Linked DNA regions of Mus musculus: region 1 is linked to region 2. A link is a loop called in an ENCODE intact Hi-C map of the cell type or tissue named here. Cell type or tissue: heart. All regions are shown on one strand. Links, peaks and the distances in the headings refer to the core of each region. The heading gives the core; the rest is flanking DNA. Region 1 holds the start of Ddx47 (DEAD box helicase 47). Region 2 overlaps Gprc5a (G protein-coupled receptor, family C, group 5, member A).

Region 1 (8,870 bases), core at 262-8,261, 78 kb before region 2:
AAAACAGCATCTCTAGGGTTTGGTATCACCCGTGGTTTCTAGCATTCACTGGGATCGGGGTTCTTGGAACATACCCTCTGTAGATGAGGGGGGCCTATTTTTCCAGACCTACTAAAAAAAAAGCTTTAAATGTCTTTTAGGAACAGTAGTAAAAATGAACTTTTAAGGTAATTAAGGAAATAATTCTAAAATACAATGCTATATTTGTTTTTTACAGTTGTAAAACAGAAATTTTATTTTGAAAAGAATTTAAAATATTTTGGCTCCTTAAAACAAGGTCTCACCATATAGCTGTGGTTGGCTTGAACTCATGGCAATCCCTCTGTCTCGGCCTGTTGAGTGCTGGGATTACAGGCATGTGTTGCCATACCCAAATTTAAATGGTATATATTATGTATTAAATATATTATATATTTAATACCATGTATATTAATTATACATTTTATATATGTGACAGAGGGAGCACATGAACACATGTCTGAAGCCATGAAAAAATTTCGGAACAAGATAACAATCAACCACTTTTGCCTCTGATGTATCACTTCAGGCTTGCTTTTGCCCTATATCGGTGTCAGAATTTTATTTAGATTTCCTTTCTAACCGTCCTTATTGTTCTGAAAATACAGGATATGACAGGGCTCAGTTTCTAGAATGGGGCCCTGTTGTTTCCGTGGCCAGAATATAAATATCCTAGCTGTTCCAGGCCTATGGGAATGCTAAGGCACGCGACACTGTCCGTGGGCTGACATGGGCTTTGCTCTTTGGAACACATCTGTGTTCACCCCACTAGTTCAACAAAAACACTGTCCCAGGGTAAGTGCCGTTTGAAGGCCTAAGGCTTGTCTTCAGGTCACAGGCCAGGGAATAGAACACGGAGATGCTGTCATCACTGTGTACCATATGGCCCTGGGTGCCTTGAGGAAGTCTTAAAAATAGCCTATGTCTGAATTATCCAAGAATAGACAAAAAGAATCCTTGCTTGACTAAAATGGAGAAGTTCCCCAGGCCCCCGAGACAGGGTTATGCTATGCATCCAGGGCAGTTCTGAAACTCTCTATAGACCAGGCTGGCGTTGAACTCAAAGATCTATCTGCCTCTACTTCTGCCTCTGCCTCCTGGGCCCTGGTTTTAAAGGCAGGCAGTACCAGGCCCAGTTTATTTCTTTTGAGACAGAGTCTCTCTATATAGGCTGGCCTTGAACACATGATCTTTCTGCCTCTGCCTCTCAAGAACTGGGAATACAGGCATGAACGTGGAGTTTTTACGGAGTTTTATCAACAGCAAGTAAATCAGTTCTCTTAAAGCAGCAGTCAGTGTTATCCAGGAGTCAGGGGCCAGGTGAGGAAGGGTAAGATGGGGTGAAGATAGGAAAGCTTGTTTTCTGCACCTGTGATGCCACAAGCCCAGCATCTTATACTATTCATAGGTGTTAAGGCAGCAGCCAGTTTTCAGACATCTCATGAGTGCTCGTTTCCTTTTCTGTGACTTGAAATTTGGGGACCTTTCAATGATGCATCTAAGTTGACAGCCTGTCCACTTGTTCCCACTAGGGCCTCTGGGCTCTGTGACACCTCAGCTGCCCTCTGTTCTCACTTCCCTGTTCCATTCTCTTGAAGGAAATCCAAGTTCATCCAGAGAAAATGTAACTGCTATGGTGGCTCCCTCTTGGTTTGTGGAGAAGAATTTGATTAGTAGAATTCCGAGTGTAGCTGGGCAGATGGAAGCTGGTCTTGATAATGTAAAGGTGACTTCAGAAAGCTTACTGGTGTTGCATGTGATGGCCTTTGATCCTAGCACTAGGGAGGTCTCTGTGAATTATCTGCAAGTTTAAGGGCAGTTTGGTCTATAGAGTGAGTGTTAGGATAGCTAGAACTATCTAGAGTGAGACTCTATCAGACACACACACACACAGAGAGTCAGAGAGACAGAGAGAGACACACACACAGAGACATACACAGAGAGAGAGACAGAGAGAGAATAAAGGAAAAAGTAAGGTCATGTGTTGGGACCTCAAGTAGGTTGGATTCTGGACTTGTTTCTTATCACATTGCTTCATGATCCTGGACACAGCTCTTTTCCTATGAGACTCAAGTTCTTCGCTGGTCAAGTAAGAAGAATGACTTCCTTAGCGGGTCTGTGTAACAGTGACAAGAGGTGGGAAGGACCTCACTATAGTGGAGATCAGACTTTTTTCAGGACAAGTCAACTCCTCCTTCCAAGAGTGTGTTTCACATACAGGGACACTTTAAATGGCCTAGTTCCCAGGCATGGTGGTGCACACTTGTCCTCTCTGCCTTTGGAAGGTGGAGGCAGGAGGATCAAGAGCTTAAGGTCAGCCTCTGATACACAGGGAATTTGAGGCAGAACATACTGTGCTACATGAGATGCTGGAGAAAATAAAATAAAATAAAATAAAATAAAGTAAAATAAAATAAATAGAAGGTAGTTACAGGAAGGGCAAAATAGAGAGCCAGAATGCCTTTGGCTTTCTGCCAGCCAACCGTGTGCTATGACTGTCTGGTAGAATCCATGTTGGGATGGCCTATTTTATACAGAAGGCGCTTTCCTTTTTTTAACTTGGAGTGAAATGTAAGAAAAACAAACAAACCAAACCAAAGGACGCAGACTATTCTTCAGGAATGTGCGGAGAAAAAAACCCATCACTTTCTAAAGCAGTGGTTCTCAACCCTATGTCTCTGGGTTGAACGACCTTCTCACAGGGGTCACGTATCAGATATCCTGCATATCAGATATCCTGCATATCAGATATCCTGCATATCAGATATCCTGCATATCAGATATCCTGCATATCAGATATTTACAATTCATAACAGTAGTGAAATTACAGTTATGAAGTAGCAATGAAATAGTTTTATGTTTTGGGGTTACCACAACAGGAGGAACTGTATTAAAGGGTCGTAGCATCAGGAAGGCTGAGAACCACTGATAAAGAAACAGTCAGAGAAATCCCTCTGGTCTGCCATGGTTTCCAACCCCAACGCTTTGCTGAGTTTCACTTCACCCAGGTGGCACATACTTAACATCCATTTTGTCTCTAGAGTCAGGGAAACAAAGACCGCCTCTTGTCTCTGAGGCAGTCTCCTTTCCCAGTTTCTTTTCTGAAGACCAGCATCATGGTGAATGAGAGCAATGGTTTTTGTTTGTTTTTCCAGACAGGGTTTTTCTGTATAGCCCTGGGTGTCCTGGAACTCACTCTGTAGACCAGGGTAGCCTTGAACTCAGAGATTTGCCTGCCCCTGCCTCCCAAGCTCTGTGATTAAGGGAGTGTACCACCATAGTCCCCTCCCTTGGCTTTTTCTATTTATTCTTTTATCTTCTGTCATTTTGTTTCTGAATTCCGACTTGTGCATTTTATCTTAATTCCCCTCCCTCCACAGGCAATCATCACAAACCTCTTCAAGTGTAGTTTCTGCTTCTCTGTGTTTTAGTAGAAGGTTGTTACATCCATCCATACACACTTGTAATATAACACACATATAATATATATTTGAAACAGGGTCTTACCAAGTAACCCTGACTGTTCTGGAACTTGCTATGTAGACCGGGCAGGCCTCCACTTCACAGAGATTCACCTGCCTCTGTCTCCTGAGTGATGGGATTAAAGGCATGGGCCACCACTCCCAATCTTAGTTATATTATATTTAAATCTATGGCCTTTCCCACAACAGCCTCAGGACTTGGAGCCCTAAATACTCTTAAGGGTATGTTTGACATGCGCTGCGCACATTTTAACAACACACTCTGCCAGAGAAAGGGATACCACGAAGAAAAGCATAGCAGATTGTCTCTAATGCCTCAGTTTCAGAAAGTGTGCCCCACACATTGAGAATGCCAATGCCTCCCCACTAGGGTACACTTGCAGGCACAGGGCATGTAACATACATTGTACCTCACTAGCTTAAGTGGTGGCAGTTCAGATATCTCACGGGTCTCAGGAATTTTGTATTCACAGATCTGCCAGTTTTTTGTTTGTTTGTTTGTTTTTTCGAGACAGGGTTTCAGAAATCTGCCTGCCTCTGCCTCCCAAGCGCTGGGATTAAAGGCGTGTGCCACCACGCTCGGCTCAGATCTGCCAGTCTTGAATAGGTGTCCCCTGAACTCAGAACGGCCTTTCTGGTATCAGTAAGGTCCCAGCTCAAATATCACTGCCTCAGAGACACCTTCTCAGTCTTGCAGCAATCCTGACAATTCTTTCTCCCAAAGCTTTGCTCCCCTATTTTTATGTAGCACTTTTCATAATTCAAAGTGGCCCATTATTACCTATGTATTGTTTGCCTTCTCTTTGCAGTGGAAGTTGATACTGTCCTGCTCTATCATTAGACACCTAGCACAGTCCAAGCATATGGCAGGCTGTCAGTTGTCAAATATATGAAGTAATGAATAAATAGTATCGTGATGTCCATGTGTTTACATTTCTATAGTTAGAAAAGTGATAAGCCAAAGGGAAGACAGCCAAGGCCCTGGAAGGCCGAAGTTGCAGAATGAAATCCTGCCTCAAGAAACCAATTTAAAAAAATAAAAAATAGGGCAGATACCCAAAGGGCAGCAAGAAGGGATCGTCTCAGTTCCTTAGGCACACAGGCTTCCAGCCATTGCTGTTCTTCCAAGTCCCTCCTGTGTGGGGCGCTGCCACGCCAGACCCGCCAGCAGGAGGCGTTCAGAACCTACACTCTAGGAAAGTAATCGCCTACATTTCCCAGCACGCCTTGCGCCTCGGCCCCACTTCCGGAGCCCACGAGCAAGATGGCGGCGGACGAGGAACCCGATTCCCCCTCTGGAGCCCTTCAGACAGCTGCGGAAGAGGAGGAAACGAAAACATTTAAAGACCTGGTGAGAATGGGTGATGCTGGTATTTATTTTGTGATGTTGGCGTTTAGGCTCACCCAGGGTTTGGGTACTTCATATCCCAGCCGGTGGTGTGTAAAAACACCTTGGGGCCTAGCTCATGCTATCTTCAGGCTGTCAGAAACTCGGGGTCTCTTCACGCTCCCTCGGGTGCATTTGCCTTGTAGGATGCCGCTGGGTCGTGAGAGCCCCCGTTTGTTTTTCTCCCCAGTTACTGTAGAGCCTTATGTTATCTAGGGTCACGCGTGACCTCCTTACAAGAGGCAAGTTGTTATGGTGTGCGCCTCACTTTATACACGTGAGGCACTTGGTAGAATAATAGCTAGCCACTGGTCGGAACTGATTTGACGGGTTAAATGAGATAATACATGCAAAGAGTTGACAGCAGCCCCTGGTGAAGAGAAATTGTCTCAAGGCGCTGTCCCATAGTGTTCATATAAAGCAGGGTCTGAGATGTACAGTTATGTAAAGTGCAAAGGGCTACGTATCACCAGGAGGATGGCTCTGATAAAGGTGAGGATGTATTCTTTGCTAAAGTATGGTTTTCTGAATTCAAAGGGTGTTACGGATGTATTGTGTGAAGCTTGTGACCAGTTGGGATGGGCAAAGCCCACCAAGATCCAGATCGAAGCTATTCCTTTGGCCTTGCAAGGTAGGTTGGAATTAAATATGCAGGCTAGTACAGAGCCAGTGTGGCATTATATTCAGTTTTTGTGTTGCTTCTAAGAGCTATTGCTGTCAAATTCCAAGTGAAATAAAGATATAATCTCTCCCTGGGTATGGCAGGACTACTTGAGTTCTTAACACCGAGGAGGCAGAGACCTTGCTTCAAATAAATATAAAGCCAGGTGTGATCACGGTGGCACAAGCCTGTACCATTTGGGAGGTAGACACTGACGTTAATGAATGGTGGGACGACAGTTTTAAACCCCTAGAGCACTCTACTGTCTGAATTTGCATGGCAGATCCTGACTGTTAGCTCTAAGAGATGAGAATTAAGAATCCATACAATGGACCATCAAGAGACCCATAATTAGCCTCCAAACGATGACACCATTGCATACACTAGCAAGCGTTTGGTGCAAGGACCGTGATATAGCCGTCTCTTGTGAGACTATGCCGGGGCCTAGCAAACACATAGGTGGATGCTCAGAGTCAGCTATTGGATGGATCACAGGACCCCCAATGGAGGAGCTAGAGAAAGTATACAAGGAGCTAAAGAGATCTGCAACCCTGTAGGTGCAACATTATGAACTAACCAGTACCCCGGAGCTCTTGACTCTAGCTGCATATGTATCAAAAGATGCCGTAGTCGGCCATCACTGGAAAGAGAGGCCCACTGGACAGGCAAACTTTATATGCCCCAGTACAGGGGAACGCCAGGGCCAAAAAATGGGAATGGGTGGGTAGGGGAGTGGGGGGGGGAGGGTGTGGGAGGCTTTTGGGATAGCATTGGAAATGTAATTGAGGAAAATACGTAATTAAAAAAAAAAAAGAGGAAAAAAAAAAAAAAGAATCCACCATAAAGCTAGGCGTGGTGGTGCACACCTTTAATCCCAGCACTCCATTGGCAGAGACAGGAGGATTTCTGAGAGTTTGGGGCTAGCCTGGTCTACTAAGCAAGTAGGAAAACACTTTGTCTTTAAGACAAAGAACAAACAAACAACGCCCCCCCCCCAAAAAAAAAACCAGAAAGAAAATCCATCTTGCTTATTCTGTATCTTCCAACACCCTTGATCAGACCTTTCTTGAAGTTATCTTTTCATTTCAACACAGTATTTTACTAGCCTGTCTCTTTAGCTACTGTTTCTTTCCTTTGGCTTTATAATAGCGATTCTATCACCATCCTCTATTTCCTTATTCTAAAACAACTTGGACCTACTGAATTAGAATTTTCAGGTGTCAAACCAGGTGGTGGTGGTGCGTGCCTTTAATCCCAGCACTCAGGAGGCAGGGCTTGGCAGATTTCTAAATTTGAGGCTAGCCTGGTCTACACAGCGAGTTCCAGAGCAGCCAGGACTACACAGAGAAGCCCTGTCACAAAAAAAAAAAAAAACCAAAGCAAACACACAGAAGAAGAATTTTCAGATGTGGGACATAGCCCCTCCTTCATAGATTGTACCTCTGATGTGTATGCCCCTCAGGGATGCGAACCGAGTGGAAATTCAGGGCTTTTGTGTGAATGGGAGGAACGAGGTTATGAAGATGCTCATGGGTCACGAGTAGTTTTGGCAACCAGGGGTATTTCATGCCGCCATTCTTTAGGAAGATGAGCTGAAGGCCTGCTGGCATAAGTATATCCTGTGTAGCTTGTAGCTCTCGCTCTCTCTCTCTGAACCTGAAGTTCTCTGTATCCAGAATCATTAACTTCCTCCCAGAACTGATTTTTCTATAGTTCCTGTCTCCGTTTTTGGCTTTTCAGTTTCCCATACTAAAATTGATGTCACCCACCACGTTCCTTTCAACCAGTTTTTGTTCGCTTTTACTTTTGAGATGGGTCCTTGCTGTGCTGTCCAGGCTGGCTTCAAACGCCTAGGCCTGAGTGCTCCTCTTTCTCTGAGCCTCCCATGTAGGTGGGACTACAGCTGTGCACCATCACGTGGACCGTTCAGCTCCTTGCCTCCTCTGGGTTTATCTTCGAGAAGAATAACACCACCTGTGAAATTCCCTGTTTATCAGGATCCATTAGGGGTTTATGAGCCCCTTCCTAGCCTCATTCCTACCTGTTTAATACCCTGCCATTCAGCCCAGGTGGGGCTTCACATAGCCCCGTCATACACTGTTTCTTAGAGCCCCGGCCCTCTGTCCTCATGCAGGAATAGCTGTCCTGCCTTTTGCTTACTTCCATGTAGAATTTGTAGATCTCTGTTAGCCTGGCATTCCCCTTTATGTACTTTTTATCTTTTCTAGGGGCCTGTATTAAGGGCCTTACCTAATTAAACATGTGTGTTGGTAAGATCGCTCAGTGGTTAAAGGCTCTTACTGCTGAGTTTGATTTCTGGGACCCACATGGTAGAAGTAGAGAACGGAGTCCTACACGTTGTCTTCTGACTTGCCACAGTTATACATGGAAAAACACACACACACAGACCACATAAAACAATTTTAGAATTAGAAATTAGCCTTAAGTTAAACTTTTTTGTTTTGTTTTGAGACAGGGTTTCTCGGTGTAGCCTTGGCTATCCTTGAACTCACTCCGTAGATCAGGCTGTCCTTGAACTTAGAGATTGCCTGCCTCTGCCTCCTGAGTGCTGAGATTAAAGGCACAGGCTACCTCTGGCCTGTTACTGAATTTTAGCTAATATAGGGTAGAGGCCGTGCCCTTTTTGTTTATTCAGTTTATTCTAATTGACGAGGGAGAGCCTGTGCCCAGCATTGTGTCCGTATAGAAAACACTGAAGGAGCTCAGAGTGCCTTTCTTTGTAAAAGAGTTTTGTTTTGTTTCTTGCAGGTCGTGATATTATTGGGTTGGCAGAAACGGGATCTGGGAAAACAGGTGCCTTTGCTTTGCCCATCCTGAATGCCCTGCTGGAGACGCCCCAGCGACTGTTCGCCCTGGTCCTCACCCCTACTCGAGAGTTGGCCTTTCAGATCTCTGAGCAGTTCGAGGCCCTGGGGTCATCTATTGGAGTGCAGTGTGGTAAGTGCCTAAGCAGGACAGAGCCCTGTGTGCCATCCCAAGTGGGGAAGGAGAGCAGGAGGGCACGGTATTGACTTAAGGAGCTGGTGTTGTGGTTTAGCCTTGGGAGTGGGTGGACAGATGTAAGTAGAAATCTAATATTGGCTTGAAGGTGCTCACTGAGAAGGTTCTGTGTTTGCTTTGTTTCTGTAGCTGTCATTGTTGGTGGAATTGATTCAATGTCTCAGTCACTAGCATTGGCCAAAAAACCACATATAGTAATAGGTGAGTCACTGACACAGGTAAATACCACCATGACCATATGGGTTGGAGACAGTCTAAAATGTTGGGTGACACCTGGGGAGTGGACCTGTGACTCTGCTGA
Region 2 (8,870 bases), core at 409-8,408:
CTGGAAGCTAATCTGATCGCGCCCTCCAAGGCTTTCCTGCCGGGGGAGGAACGGCTAAAGGTCACGTGTCTACCCTCAGTGCACTGCCCCACAGTGACCTCTTGGTGCAGACACTGATTTCCAAGGGCCACATTTTCATCCCAATCGCCTCCAAACTCACTGCCAACCCCAGACCTCTGTGTCCTTTGCCAGGAGCTCTTTGGGATATTACTGGAGTAGACAAGGTCTGTTTCTCTCTGCCAGGAGAATTTGGGTTTTGTTCTCGCTATAAATTCCTGGCCCTTGCTCTCCCCCCCCCCACCCCATCCTCAGTAATACGCTCACCCTGACCTCCTGACCTCCCTACGTGTCTATTCTTGGGATGGGATGTATTTGTTATGTGGTAAGTTATTCACCTGGGTATGCAATAAAGATGTGGTCACAACTATTTTTAAAATCTAAATGTTATTTATTTATTTATTTATTTATTTATTTATTTATTTTCTTGAAAAAAATATGATTTAAAGATTTTGTGGGTATGAGTTTGCACATGCTGCGGGGAGGCCAGGGAATAACTTCACAAACTCTGCCGGGCAGAGGATTAGGAGTCTCTGTGCTATGGAGAAACTAGGATTCTCATACTTAGCCATAGCACGACACGCAAGTGTGAGCTTAGTTAGGGACTTGCTCCTTAAAGAGACAGGTAGATTTCTGTGAGTTTGAGGCTAGTCTGTTCTACACAGGGAGACCGGGCCAGAGAACTGGCAGCGTGGCTTACCTGTAATCTCCTGCTGAGGCAGGAGGATTGCCATGATTTCTGAGGCCAGTCTGAACTACAGAGTAAGACTTTGTCTCAACAACAACAACAATAAAAACAAACAAAGCCACAGAAAAGCGAGTTAGGGCTGTGAAGAAGTGTGGGTATTCACAGCTCGGGTATTGATAGCTCATAAAGGCTGGCAGGCTGCACTTTCATTTGCCTGGTTGTTTTTTTTTTTTTTTTTTACTGATTGAAGACAGAATGACAGAGTTGGTGAGAACCTGAATTCAATCTCCGGATCTGCATAGTGGAGCGAGAGCAGATTCCTGAGGTAAGTCCTTCTAGACTCGCCTAGTCTTTCTCAAGAACCCAGTGGGGTTTCTTGTGAGGAAAAAAAAATTATATATATAGTCTTAGTTGGGGCTTCATTGCTGTGAAGAATGAAGAATGCTGTCACCAAGGCAACTCTGACAAAGGCAGACATGTAATTGGGGCTGGCTTATGGTTTCAGAGATTCAATCAATTATTTTTTTTTTAAAGATTTATTTTATTAATATATGTAAGTACACTGTAGCTGTCTTCAGACACTCCAGAAGAGGGAGTCAGATCTTGTTGGGGATGGTTGTGAGCCACCATGTGGTTGCTGGGATTTGAACTCTGGACCTTCGGAAGAGCAACCGGGTGCTCTTACCCACTGAGCCATCTCACCAGCCCAGATTCAATCAATTATTATCATGGCAGAGAAACATGGCAGTGTGCAGGCAGACATGGTGCTGGAGAACAAGCTGAGAGTTTTACATCTCCATCCGGAGGCAGCAGGAGATGGTCTGCCACACTGGCTGTAGCTTGAGCATAGGTGACTTCAAAGCCTACCCCCACAGCAAAACACTTCCTCCAAGGCCTTGCTTACTGCAACAGGGCCACACCTCCTAATAGTGCCACTCCCTATGGCCAAGTATTTAAACACATGATGTTCCTAGCCAGGCATGGTGGCTCTCACTTTTCTAATGCTCTGGAGGCTGAGGTAGGGAGACTACCATGATTTTAAGACCCAGCTTAGGCTACAGTGTAAGGACCCTGTGCCATGACTCCTCACTAAATGTATATTCATGTTTTAATCTCACAACACAAAAATCAACACAATGGAGCTCTGAATTCAAAAGGTGTGGATCTTCCTCTGCACCATCAAGCCAGCAGTATCACAGTGGAAGCCCGGGAAGTGACCTGTGATTTAACTCAAATCTTACACCATCTACCTGGAGACAATATCACATCCCATGGATTGAGAGAGCCCAGAATTCCAAACGGATCACCATCACTTGTTTATCAGTCTGGTCCCTGGGTGCTAGATCTGTGTTTCTAATTTCTCTGCTATAAACTGGGTGTTCTCACCCTTTCCTGTCAGGACTGACTCCCAGGAGTCGGGGAAATGTCTCTGCATTTGTTATAAAGGCTGCTGCAAAGGATACAGATGAGATCTACAGGCTAGCCATGGGAGAAGCTTCTGACCTTATGACTCTATGTGCACCATCCACCAGGGCAGGCCAAGCACGTAGCCTCCTGAAGCGTTTTGGATTGTGTCTGAGTTTGTATGGAGTTGGTGTGCCTAGCAGGACTGCAGATAGATGTGTGTGTGTATGTGTGTGTGTGTGTGTGTGAGAGAGAGAGAGAGACAGAGACAGAGACAGAGACAGAGAGAGACAGACAGAGACAGAGAGACAGACCCTGCAAGGCTTGTGTATTCCTCTCTCTCTCTGGCCCAAGATGACTTGGAATTCACCATGTAGCCCACGTTGGCTTGTGGCCATCCTGCCTCAGTCTGCTAACTGGGAATTAAGGTCATCGTGACTAGCAACTTCCGGGCTCTTAGGTCTTCCGTTCTTCGTTCTTCACTGGAAGGTATCAGATTACCTCTGGATAAGGAGACTGAAGACCTGCTACCTGCTCCTCCTTTTTGGGGATAGTGTTTAGCTCTGTATGGGGGCCTCAAACTCAAGGGGATATGCTTGCCTCTGTCTCCTGAACTCTGGGACTAAAGGTATGTCTCTTGAGACAAAGTCTCATGGAGCCTAGGGTGGCCTCCAACCCTATGAAGCTGAGGCTGGTATGGCCATTCTGCTCCCACCTCCCCTGAAGGGCATAGAATGTTCTGGGCCCATCTTGTCGTTAAGGGAGGAGCCTTGCCAGGGTTTCTTTCTTTTTTTTTTTTTCTTTTTTTTTTAAGATTTATTTATTTATTATATGTAAGTACACTGTAGCTGTCTTCAGACACACCAGAAGAGGGAGTCAGATCTCGTTACGGATGGTTGTGAGCCACCATGTGGTTGCTGGGATTTGAACTCTGGACCTTCGGAAGAGCAGTCGGGTGCTCTAACCCACTGAGCCATCTCACCAGCCCGTTGCCAGGGTTTCTATACCTATGGCTGTTGAGACACCGAGGAGGACCTGGGAATGGCACCATCTCTGTCTCTGGAGAGCTTTGGCCAAGAGATTAAATGGTCCCCCAAGTGGAAAGATGGTCACAACATTCTGAGTGCGTGCCCTTTCTGGTAACAGAAGACTGCCTCTGCAAAGTGCTGGTCTTTCCCATGGCCCGTTGTCACTTCTGTTCATTTATAAGCTCTTTGCGTCAAGGGCTAGAAGTTCCACGTTTGAGAATTACTATACGGAAGAGGACTTCAATCTCATCTCCGCCCATAGGAAAGTAGAATGCGAAGACTCAGTCCAGGCTGGCCCTTGGCCAGTGTCAGTTGATTGATGTCTGGAGGCAAAGTGCCACTCTTTGAACTAAACGGTTAATGATGAATCAATGCGCAAGCCCAGCAGCCTTCTCTCTTTTTTTTAATCACGTGTGAAATAGACTTAGGGTCCCACCTTTCCGAACCAAAGTTGCCATACCCGGCTTCTCCACTAGATGGCAGGAAGACCTCAGCGTTCAACCCTGGGGAGCCTAAATACAGCATCTCCTGGCTTAAGGCCCCATTCTGGTTGAGGGCACAAGATTGTGAGCAGGACCGAGGGAGGCGTGCCTCAGAGCTGCCCCTTCCCCTAACCTTTAAAGCCACTTCCCGTCTCCTTTGCCCTTATTTTTTTTGTGTGTGAACTTCTCCAAGGTTTCCCAGCCCGTTTGCACGCAACCTGGCATCATTACATGTAACGTCTCACGGACTGATCTTATGAATGTCATCTGGTATTTATGTGGTGAGAACATTGGCTCTCGGTCAAAACCAGAAGTACAAGCTGGCCCTGGAGATCCAGGAGCCCCCTCCGCCCTCCCACTCGCTCCGTGTTTCCTTCCGTTCTGGGCTTACTGTTGCTGAGCACTGAATGCCCTGTTGGGCTTTTTTGATTTCCTGACTACTTTCTTTTGTTGCTGCCAGGGTTTTGCATGGTCACTGATATCCCAGCCTCAGCCTCAAATGGAGCGTTGCTTCAGAAAATCCTAACTGTTTACCTCTGAGCACCGGGGAATCTGGACTTTAGCTTGTAGGTTGCTGTCTTTGTGTGTTAAACATTTTAACTAATTAATTAATCAATCAATTAATTAATCAATCAATTAATTAACTAATTAATTAATTATGTGTGGGTTCCTGTGCATGTGTGTAGAGGTCACTTCTCTCTTCCCACCACACAGGTTCTAGAGACTGAAGTCAGGCCCAGACTTGCATCTCTCCCTGCTGAGCTATTGCCTGTTTCCTTTTCTTTTCCTTCTTTTACATGAAAGGTTTTATTATATGCGTGCTTTTATCTGTGTACGTGTATCACATGTATGCCCTCAGGGAAAGAAAGGGACCGGTCCTTTAGGGGTGAATTACAACCAGTTGTAAGCTGCCTTGTGAATGCTGGGAACGGAACTCAGGTCTTCTGTGAGAATAGCCAGTGTTCTTAGCTCTTGAGCCCCCCCCCCCTCTCTCTGACAGGATCTTATATAGCTTGTGTTAGCCTCAAAGTCACTTTGTAGGCAAGGTCCTTCTACCTCCGCCTCCCAAGAAGTAGGACCACAGGTGTATATAGCACCATGTCTGGCTTGCTTTTGGAATGTGTGTGTGTGTGTGTGTGTGTGAACCTCTACCTATATGCATGTATGGAGGTCAGAAGGAGACACTGAGTGTTTCTGTTCTATCACCCTCTGCCTTATTTCTTGGAGACAGGGTCTCTCACTGTAGCTAGAGCTAGGCTAGCAAGCCCTGGCGATCTTCCCTGACAAGGCAGAGGCTACAGGTACATGTGTAACCACAATGTTTTACTTGGGTCTTGGGTATTTGAACATAAGTTCTCATGCTTGCATAGCAAGCATACTTACTTACTGAGCCAGGTGTGAGGCAGGGTTTGATGCTGTATCCCAGGCTAGCCTGGTACTACATATCCCAGGCTGGCCTTTCACTCTCAGGACTCCTGTTCCGGCCTCCCAGGTATCCCTTACAGGCCTGCATCTGCATGTCTGGCTCTAGAACCCTTTGTCTTCAGGGCAGATAATGCTTTGGCCTCCCTGGATTCTGCTGATGTTCCATAGATGGCTGGGTTTGGGTAGCAAGTCACTGGTGCCTGACCCTGCAACTCCCCAAATACCTACAGAGTTGCCCATTCCTTGGAGAGGAACATCTCTGGACCTAAAACTCTGTGGTTTAAGGAGGTCGCAGAGACTGTCTGGTTGGTGTCTCTGCAGCCTTCATTTAACAGGAAACTCAGGGAAGCACGATGGAGCAGATACAGTAAGGATTGTATCGCTGGTTCTTGGCTCTCTCTGCTGTCAATCCCTGATCAATTCTACAACTGTTTTTAAAGGGAGCATTTGGTCAAAGAAACAAAGCCTGAGTATGATCACCCATATTTTCAGGATTCCTCTGATTCTCCTTCTTCAAATCAGGAGCCCTCTCCTGGCCTCTCTCCTGGTCTTCTCGCCCTGTCTGGCATGGAAGCCGCAGGGAGGCACTGGTGGGAACTGCCTTTCTGATTTGTCCTCCATCTCCCAGCCTTGAGTCAGCTGTCAGGTGAGGGCGCTCCAGACAAGAAGAAAAGCTTTCCCTCAAGCTGCAGCCCGTGAGATGGGGGTGGGGTGGGGGTGGGGGGACGACGACACAAAGTTCCCGCAGGCCTGAAGCCTCTGTGCAGTGTAAGCCAGCGCCCAGTGCTGATTCTCTCTCTGTGGGAAGTTATGTCTCCTTTAAGGGACATTCACCTGACCTTGGAAACTTTCTTATTCGTTCGTTCGTTCGTTCGTTCGTTCGTCTGTCTGTCTATCTATCTATCTATCTATCTATCTATCTATCTATCTATCTATCTATCTATCTATCTATCTACCTACTGACAAGATTATCCTATGTAACCCAGGCTGGTCTGGAAAACACCGTGTAGCCCACACTGGATTGGATGGTCCTCCTGCCTCGGCATCTTGAATGCTGAGGTTGTAAGTGTCCATGGGGTCTTAAGTGTTCCTTAGGAGAGCAGACACAAGCCAGATGGTGGTGGCTCACTTCTTTAATCCCAGATCTCTGAATTCAAGGCCAGCTTTTTCTACAGAGTAAGTTCCAGGACAGAGAGAGAGAGAGAAAGGGAGAGAGAGACAGAGAGAGGGGGGGGAGGAGGGAGAGAGAGAGAGGGAGAAGAAGAAGAAGAAGAAGAAGAAGAGGAGGAGGAGGAGGAGGAGGAGGAGGAGGAGGAGGAGGAGGAGGAGGAGGAGGAGGAGGAGGAGGAGGAGGGGAGAGAGACAGAGGACACAGAGACAGAGATAGAGACAGAGAACACAGAGAGCGTCACCGGAAAGCCCACACGTCATTATGGGGTTTGCAATGCCTTGCCCTGAGGTGCTGGCACTGCAGCACACATTCCAATCCCCCAGATCTAGCAACAGGCAATAAAATGAACCTTGGCTTAGCTGGGCTTGTGGCACATAACTTACGGCTTATAACCCCAGTGCTTAGGAAACTGACAACTGAAAGTTGTCACAAATCTTGTAGGCCTGTTTGGGATACAGAAGACTCTGCTTCCCTCCCCACCCTTACAAGAAAAACAGATGGGGCAATCTCAGCCCTTCTGAGGGAGAGGCATGACAACCAGGAGTTCAAGGCCAGCCTTGGGCCACATAGTAAAAATAAGGCCAGCCTGGGTTACACAAGATCCCTTTTCCACTCCTCACCTCCACAAAAGAAGAAACAGTTTAAAAAAATGAAGCGTTAGTAGGTGTGGTGGTGTGCACCTGTAATCCCAGTACACAGGAGATAGATACAGAACGATCAAGAGTTCAGAGTCATCTTTAGCTTCTTGGTGGGTTTAGGGTCAGCCTGGGCTACATGAGAAATTGTCTCTAAATAAATAAATGAAACTGAGGAAGAAGAAGAAGACTGGGAAGGGGAGGGGGAGGGGGAGAGGGAGACGATGCTTTAATGGGATTTGTTACCACACATGCAAGCAACCCCTCCTGCTCCCAGCTGTCTCCCTCTCTGGTCTCTTCCATGCATTGATGTACTGGTTCTGCTGGACTTGTTACAACTCAATTCAAAGCACCTCTCTGATGACTCAGGATAGCTGTGCGTGAGCTCAGAGACAATGCTTGTACCCAGCACCATCTCCCCCCCCCCCCCACCTACATAAAGCTGTGCCTCAGCCCTTCCCTCGATAAGATGGAATGACTGTAGTGTGCTGCCATCTTTCTGGGTTGCCATAATGCACGTGAATGCCCTTGGCTGGAGCTCTCAAGAGCATCCACAATGGTGGGGTCTTACCAGGACACACTTGAAGCCACAGTCTAGGTTCTGACTGACGACTGGTTAATCTGAAGTCACTGATGAGCAGAGCTGAGACCGTGGTCAGCCTTGGGCACACTAAGCAAACATGGAGTGATTGGCTCTGGATTTGACGTGCTGCTCAAAGACCTAGGAGAATGGCAGATTTATCTTCTCTCATCCTGTCAGCCTGATTTTGTTACTGAGAATCTCAGCTGCCATCTCGGACCATGAAGAAGCAAGAAAAAAAACCCATAGGAAGGGGGCTGGAGAAATGGCTCAGTGGTTAAGAACATTGGTTGATCTTCTAGAGGACTTGGGTTCGATTCCCAACACTCACACAATGGCTCACAATTATCTGTTAACTCCAGTTTCAGAGGATCCCGTAATATCTTATGGTCTCCTTGGGCACTGCATGTACCTGCTACATACATATACATGCTACATACATATACATGCTTGCTACCATATACCCCCAAATACCCTCACACGAAATAAAGTAAAAATAAATAAAAAATACCACATGGGACAGAAAATCCTGGATTCTTTTTCTATCATTGCCAAAATAGATAAATAAAATATTCCAGTAGAAGGAAGGATTATTCTAGAGTTTTTTTCCCCACAAGAAACTGAAATAGAACAAGCACATATTGATCTTAGTATGATGTCTGCAAGACAGAGGTAATGACAAAACCTAAGTCAGAGTTAAGAGTTAATAGTGGTCAGGTGTGGTGCACATTCCTTTAATCCCAGTACTAGGGTTCAAGGCTAGCCTGGCCTACAAAGAGAGTTGCAAGACAGCTAGGACTGTTTCACAGAGAAACCCTGTCTCGGGAAGAAAAATTAAACACTTAAACATTTGTGGGCCTATGAGATGGCTCAGTAGGTAAAGGTGCTTGCTGTTAAGGCTGAGGACCCAAGTTCAATCCCTGAAACCCACGTGGTGGAAGGAGAGACCCGACTCTAGCAAGCTGTCCTCTGACCTCCAAATGTGTCCACAGCACACAGGCTCAGGTGCACACACATATACAACACAAAATCAATGTGAAAAAGCATAGGGGAGGGGCTAGGTTGTCAGACATCTCTAATAGATCGCCTGTAAAGGCGTTTGACTAACGTCTTATCAATCACTCGGCCCAAAATAAAACATGTATCACATTTCCAACATGACAACAGAAGTAGAAAAAATAAAACCAGAACACTGACACATCGCAACAAAGTTAGAAGAGAGTTTAATATATGTAAATGTATTCATGGTCTCCAATGGTTACATAAACATATGTTAGAAAAACATTGGTAGACAGCAGTTTTGATGGACAAAAAAACCAACCCACTCCTAAGGGTTTTAGATGTCTTTGAGCCTGTGCTGGGACTCTGTGGCCTGGGCAGTCCTGGTACCATTAGGAAGC

What was found. Hi-C counts contacts between places; a loop is a spot of excess contacts. Peaks named below come from ENCODE experiments on the same cell type or tissue, not always from the same donor. Only the 100,000 strongest peaks of a DNase experiment are listed, where the experiment ranks them.
Region 1: it touches region 2 in a loop (2.4-fold over the local background); 12 of 42 quality-filtered maps call a loop at or near these places.

What each region holds. Positions count from the first base shown.
Region 1 is chr6:135,006,878-135,015,747 of GRCm38, forward strand. It overlaps Ddx47 (DEAD box helicase 47), which reads left to right and starts at 4,735. Exons shown (of 12, transcript NM_026360.3): 1 at 4,735-4,851; 2 at 5,425-5,518; 3 at 8,318-8,506; 4 at 8,699-8,770. The coding sequence starts at 4,765. In heart, for the core only: no CTCF peak of the experiment used is centred there; a DNase peak (open chromatin) is centred at 4,714; H3K4me3 peaks cover 1,462 bases; H3K27ac peaks cover 763 bases.
Region 2 is chr6:135,084,268-135,093,137 of GRCm38, forward strand. Gprc5a (G protein-coupled receptor, family C, group 5, member A) reads left to right here. Exons shown (of 4, transcript NM_181444.5): 4 at 1-442. Among named protein-coding and RNA genes, the nearest start is that of Gprc5a, 23 kb to the left of the region's middle. In heart, for the core only: a CTCF peak has its summit at 3,631 (motif pointing right); a DNase peak (open chromatin) is centred at 3,644.